Regions from separate parts of the Homo sapiens genome. Here region 2 is linked to region 1. The links are chromatin contacts, found by Hi-C or POLR2A ChIA-PET in ENCODE. All regions are on one chromosome and are shown on one strand. The core of a region is the stretch at or near the end of the contact, and the rest is flanking DNA. Distances in the headings are between cores, read along the strand shown. Region 1 overlaps ARHGAP26 (Rho GTPase activating protein 26). Region 2 has its middle 70 kb from the start of ARHGAP26-IT1.

Evidence for each region. A loop is a pair of places that touch in the nucleus more often than their neighbours do. ChIA-PET counts read pairs that join two places held with the same protein, here RNA polymerase II (POLR2A). Pooled maps may share reads with other maps.
Region 2: a loop to region 1 is called in a pooled map, with 3 times the contacts of the local background. The contact joins two enhancer-like sites. A Hi-C loop is called at or near these places in 1 of 168 maps with a recorded cell type or tissue (mammary epithelial cell) and 3 of 50 pooled maps. POLR2A ChIA-PET finds 5 or more read pairs at or near these places in 4 of 52 experiments (OCI-LY7, PC-3, Panc1 and 1 more).

The regions. Positions count from the first base shown.
Region 1 is chr5:143,100,638-143,103,938 of GRCh38, reverse strand. The region is part of intron 17 of ARHGAP26 (Rho GTPase activating protein 26); the gene reads right to left. Among named protein-coding and RNA genes, the nearest start is that of ARHGAP26-IT1, 90 kb to the left of the region's middle. Within about 2 kb of position 1,353, at least 3 of the 41 ENCODE cell types and tissues checked have a DNase peak (open chromatin) inside an H3K27ac peak, as active enhancers do.
Region 2 is chr5:143,260,580-143,264,008 of GRCh38, reverse strand. No RefSeq gene overlaps it. Among named protein-coding and RNA genes, the nearest start is that of ARHGAP26-IT1, 70 kb to the right of the region's middle. Within about 2 kb of position 1,493, at least 6 of the 41 ENCODE cell types and tissues checked have a DNase peak (open chromatin) inside an H3K27ac peak, as active enhancers do.

The DNA of each region.
Region 1 (3,301 bases), core at 104-2,603:
ATTATACTTTAAGTTCTGGGATACACGTGCAGAATGTGCTGGTTACATAGGTATACATGTGCCATGGTCGTTTGCTGCACCCATCAACCCGTCATCTACATTAGGTATTTCTCCCAAGGTTATCCTCCTCTTCCCCCTACCCCCTGTTAGGTCCCGGTGTATGCTGTGCCCCTCCCTGTGCCCATATGTTCTCACTGTTCAACTCCCACTTACGAGTGAGAACATGCAGTGTTTGGTTTTCTGTTCCTTCTCTTAGTTTGCTGAGAATGGTTTCCAGCTTCATCCATGTCCCTGCAAAGGACATGAACTTATTCTTTTTTATGGCTTCATAGTATTCCATGGTGTATATGTGCCACATTTTTTTTTTTATCCAGTCTAACATTCATGGGCATTTGGGTTGGTTCCAAGTCTTTGCTATTGTGAACAGTGCTGCAATAAACATACGTGTGCATGTGTCTTTACAGTAGAATGATTTATAATCCTTTGGGTATATACCCAGTAATGGGATTGCTGGGTCAGATGGTATTTCTAGCTCTGGATCCTTGAAGAATTGCCACACTGTCTTCCACAATGGTTGAACTAATTTACACTCCCACCAACAGTGTAAAATCGTTCCTATTTCTCCACATCCTCTCCAGCATCTGTTGTTTCCTGACTTTTAAAAGTTTCATTTCTTTGAAGAGTAATGATATTGAACTTTTTCCCATGTCTACTGATCCAGTGACTTTTAAGGTCCCAGGCACAATTAGTCTGCAGCAAAGCAAATCAAAAGAACAGGTAAAGAAGACGACATACCAGGCAAGGATGGCACCTTAGTTCTACATTTTAAAAATTTAATAAAGCTCTACACCTATTAAGGTATCCTTGTGTTTATAATCCATATATCTTTCACAAATTTTCATGGGGAAGAAAAATAGTTGGGAGATGTCAGATCCCCCCTGTGAAGCTGGGCAGACTCCACCAGACTCCACCATGGCACTTGGGAGGCATTATATAAACGTTTGTGGCTACCACAGAGACCAAAAATGGATTGTGCTGCCTCTTCCCTGGTCTATTTCATAGAGGCACTGGGATGCTGTAAGGACAAAGCAAGCAAGGGAGGTGAAAAAAGTACTGAAAATTATCAAGGGCTGTACAAAGCACAATGATAAGGAGAAGGAGGAGGAGAACTAATTTAAACAGAAGTTTCAAAGAGGCAGGATTGGAGTATATGCAGAGAACGTTATTAGTGAAGAATGCTTTGGTAAGAAAGCAAGCTTTCTCCTCTGGTATTTCATGAGCTGTGCAATGAAAGAGTCTCTGTCTCCCTAGAGCCCGGATGGGCGACGCAACAGGCACAGGGGTGTAACCAGGCCACAAAGTCCCAAACGCCAACTTTTAATTGTGTGACCGGCATGGGTCCAGCAGTGATTAGCAGAACCAAGCACTGTTGCTCAAGCTTTATGAGGATCAGCATTCTGAGTTAGGGGAGGAAAAAGATTGCCTCTGATAAGAACTTGTTCTAGGAGAGTCAAACAAGCACCCCTTTTCTGCATGTTTGGGGCCGACACTGAGGTCTTTAATGAAGGGAAACCTCTGAAAGAAATGGAGGTGGCATTTCTAGGAAGACCTGCCAGGGGAGACTCACACTCTGGTACTTGCTAGTGGAACAGACTGAAGTTTATCAGGAGGGAGCCCCAGGCCTGGAAGGCAGGAAGTGAAGAGAAGAGGGAGGGATATCTGGGCTGGAGCAGAGCAGTCTCCCCAGCCAGGCGCGCACTGTACGGGTTCTCTGTGAGATGTAGAGAGGGTCCCTTACTCACGGTCCTGCTGTCTATATCACTCAGAAACAAAACCACCACCAACCTACCCAGTTCCACTTACCACATAGTTTTGAATCATGGAAAAGGCTAGTAATTACTACAAAAAAAACATGCTGCAGGCTCCTGGGGCTCCTGGCTATTGTTTCATGTTCTCCAGACTCCAGTTCTATCAGCGCCACCACAGCCCCTAAGGAAAATAGAACCTGTTGCCATAGTAGCTGCTTCCCCCTTTTTAAGGAAGGCACACTCTAAGCCATTATGGAAGAAAAAAAAAAAAAAAGCTTTTATGTCATATGACGAACTTTCCCTTCTCCAGCTTCTCTCCCTATCTTGTCCAGTTAAATTTTGTGTAGAACATGCAGCAGAAATTGAAATGTCGACATTTCCATTAAGCAATGACAAAAAAATTAATCCAGTTCCCAGAGAGAGGGAGGTAGGAAGCAATTGTTCAAGGCAACAGTGTGTGTGTCTGTTTCAGGGAAATTAAAAAAAAAAAAGAAGGGAAAAGTAATTAAAGAAAGATATTACCTGAAGAGCATTATATCTGACAAACACCAAAGCACTGCCTGGTTGGATGTTAAGGAAAGGAGAGGGAAAAAAATCAGAAATGGTGACACCTGATGAGAAGGAGTCACCCCCAAAGAGCTAAGAAAACAATCACCTTTTGTTAATAAAAACCAAAGGAAAGAGTGAGGACTGTATGAAGGCCCAGGAAAGACACATTTAAGGCCCACTCCCTGAGCAGAAATAGAAGGTGTATGGGGCCACAACCCTACATCAAGAGACCTGTTGGTCCCCAGCACTGAAAGTGAAACAAAAAATTATGAGAAAGAGAAATGACACACTCGAACCAGAGTAATTTTCTGTTTTGCCCTCATCTCTAAAAATGCATCCTTCCTGCCAGACTCATTCTCATTCCTTCCTAACTCTCTTGCAATGATCCAAGAGAGAGGTGTTCTGGCATATGACGCATTCTCAGTGATGCTTCTCAAGTGAAGAATGGCTTCAGAACTCTTTGGTTTTTTGTTTGTTTGTTTGTTTTTTGAGATAGAGTCTTGCTTTGTTGCCCAGGCTGGAGTGTAGTGACACAATGTTTGTTCACTGCAACCTCCGCCTCCCAGGTTCAAGCCATTCTCCTGCTTCAGCCTCCCAGGTAGCTGAGATTACAGGCACACGTCACCACACTCAGCTAGTTTTTCAATTTTTTTAGTAGAGACAGGGTTTCGCCATGTTGGCCAGGCTGGTCGCGAACTCTTGACCTTAAGTGATCCTCCCGCATTGGCCTCCCAAAGAGCTGGGATTACAGGCATGAGCCACCGTGCATGGCCTCTATTTGAGTCCAGAAAATGGAGATACATGTACCCATTCATACTAGAAAGGAGAAGCAAAGGAGCACCTTATGAAAATCAAGTGCATGCCTAAGGTAAACAGACTTCATTTCCTGCCCACAAAGCCAGCAGAGTCCCTAAGGAGACTGCCAAGCAGTGACTACCTGGGTT
Region 2 (3,429 bases), core at 244-2,743, 160 kb before region 1:
TAATCAGAAACTCAAAAGAATGCAACCATTTGTCTCTTATCTACCTATGACCTGGAAGCCCCCTCCCCACTTGGAGTTGTCCCACCTTTTCCAGACTGAACCAATGTTCATCTTACATGTGTTTATCGATGTCTCATGTCTCCCTAAAATGTATAAAACCAAACTGTATTCTGACCACCTTGGGCATATGTGGTCAGGACCTGCTGAGGCTGTGTCATGACAGGCCTTGGCAAAAAAATCTTTCTAAATTAACTGAGACCTGTCTCAGATATACGGGGTTCACAGCTGTGAGGGAAAAAAATCAAGAGAAATGAAATCGAAAGCCTACATGAGCAACTTATTAGTTGTGAATCCTTGGGCAATTGTTAATCTTTCTGAGTATATTTTTCATATATACAAGAAGAATATTAATATCTGTCTTCAAAGGGATAATGTAACCACCACAAGGAGATAACATAATGTCAAAAGTTTGTGAATCATACGGTCAACATAAATTTTAGTATTAACAAAGAAAAAGGTTACTATTTTTCTGGCTCACAGAGCCTACTCTGAAGAAAGAGTTTAATGCACAATGCCAGTAAACAATTTGAAAATATCTTCAAAGGCACTGGCCACGGTGACTTATAAAGCAAGGAAGCAAATATTTCTTCTGCAATGTTTAGTAATGACTTTGAAAATCTTGTGTTTGTAGTTGTTTCAATAACATTATTTAACTGTCTGAGGCACTGGAAATAGTCTGGGGCAAGGGAACATAGTCAAGTGATTTAAAATAATTTTTAAATTTCATCTAAATAATGAGTTTTTTTAGATGTGGTTGAAATTTTCAATAAAATCCACCTCAGAGCTGGCAAAAGTTCAAGTCATAATTAAGAATTTTCAATGATTAGCCTATAAGTTCAAGTAAATAACATAACTGAATTATTCCAATGATAGCCTTCAATAGGTAAAAGATAAAGATTTAGAGAAAATGATTATTTTTGTATTGAATAGGCCTTTAAGGCTGAAAATGTGAAAATATGATGATTATACATTTCTTCCAGCAAAATATAGTGGGTCACCATCCACTAGGAAATTTATAAGTAAAAAGATGAACGATAACAAGTATTGGCAAGAATACTAAGAAACTGGAACCCCTATACATTACTGGGAATATAAATGGTACATCCACCATAGAAAACATTTCCTCAAAAAGTTAAACACAGAGTTACCATATAATCCAGCAATCCACTCCTAGATATATACCCAAGAGAACTGAAAACATATAATCACACAAAAACTTGTGCATGAATGTTCATAACAGCACTGCAGTAGTCCCCCTCATCTGTGGTTTCACTTTTCACAGTTTCAGTTACCCACAGAGTCTGAAAATATTAAAATTCCAGAAATAAACAATTTGAAAGTTTGACATCATGCACCATTCTGAGTAGCATGATGAAATCCCACTGTCCTGTCCAGGACATGAGTCATCCCTTTGTCCAGTGTATCCATGCTATACATACACTACTCACCCATTAGTCAGTTAGTAGCCATCTTGGTTACCAGACAGACTATCACAATGGGGTTTGGTACTATCTGCAGTTTCAGGAATCCACTGGGGGTCTTGGGATGTATCCCCCATAAATAGAGGGGGAATTACTGTAGTCACAATAGTCAAAGGTGAAAACAACCCAAATGTTCATCAATTGATGAATGGATAAATAAAATGTGGCCTCTGCATACAATAGAATATTATTTAGCCATGAATAAGAATAAGGTACTATTAAATGCAACGACACGGATGATCCTTGAAAACATTGCTAAATAGAAAAAATCAGTCACAAAAGACCACATAATGTGTGATTCCATTTATATGAGGTGTTCAAAATAGGCAGATCCATAGGAGAGAAAGTAGATTAGTGGCTACCAAAAGCAAAGGGAAGCAGCGGAATGGGGAGTGACTGGCAATGGGTACAAGGTTTCTTTTTCAAGTGATGAAAATGTTCCGGAATTAGATGATGGTGATGGTTGCGCAACTTTGTGAATATACTAAAAACCACTGAATTACACTTTGAAAGGGTGAATCATATCTCAAGTTTTAAAAATACAGTGTGTCAGAGCAGGGTGATGGAACAGATCAAACATGGCATCATCTTTGTGACCGGGGGCCATGAACAGTTTAGCTGCTTCCTACTCAAATACAGTAGGCCACAGATTACATACCTCTTTGTGGCAAAGAGTCCAAAAAACGCACTATCAAATTGCAAACAGGAACCAGAAAGCTAATATACCACCTCTCATATACAAAACTGCCAGGGACTCAGGTGAAAGGCTGGATGTGCTGCAACCTCTTTCATAGTTGATGTGTCCCAAGAATTCATTTTAAAAAAACAGTTTATCAAAAAATATACAGTACAGAGCTGAACAAAACATTTTTCACAAGCACTCCTTGCTCTAGCCAGATCCATCTTTTGGCCTTTAGGAGCACAGGGAAAACGTCTCAGCATTACTTTGTACCCTGAGTACAAATTTATCTAGAACATACTGAAGTTTCTGGAGAGTGAGGTGTTTTATAAGAGATTCTGCTCTGTATCTATAACATGGGAATAAAGCACTGCATTAAATATAATCCTAAAAGGATTCTTTGTTTGCCCTGCCAATTATGGGTATGTGGGCCGAAATCTGCCTCAAAGACAGTAATTAACATCATCAATGATGTTCAATTGTCTGGAAAAAAGCTGAAAAATCTCAATTATAATGAAGATCAACAAAGGGCCAACTAACCAGAACACTAAAATCCACTGATAATAGTTTTTAGCATTCTATCTTTAAAGAAAATGAGTGCAACTTTACTGTTTACACTCCAAATCCAAAATTCTAGGATGTTAGCAGGGGCTGTAAGGGTCAACACACACTCAAGCCAAGTTCGTGACACCATAGATGTGTGTGCTTGAAAGCCAAGGCCTACTTTTGTATTGCTCATGTACACTCAGAACTCAGTACACTGATTAGCATCTAATTACAAGATATCTATAATATCTCTTAATGTTTGATGAGTACAGCCATTATAGGAAATGCTATGGGAGATTCCTCAAAAAATTGAAAATAGAACTACCATATGATCCAGCAGCCCCACTTCTGGATATACACCTCAAGGAAACAAAATCAGTATCTCAAAGAGACATCTGCACTCCCATGTTCACTGCAGCATTACTCACAATTGCCAAGACAGGGAAACAATCTAAGTGTCTTTGGACAGATAAATGGACAAAGAAATGTAGTGTGTGTGTGTGTGTGTGTGTGTGTGTGTGTGTGTATTTCTTTCTTTTTTATGACTGACTAGTATCCCATTGTGTGGGATACACTCTACATTTCTTTGCCCATTTGTGTGTGTGCACACACACACACACACACAATGGGATACTATTCAGTCATAAAAAAGAAATACATATA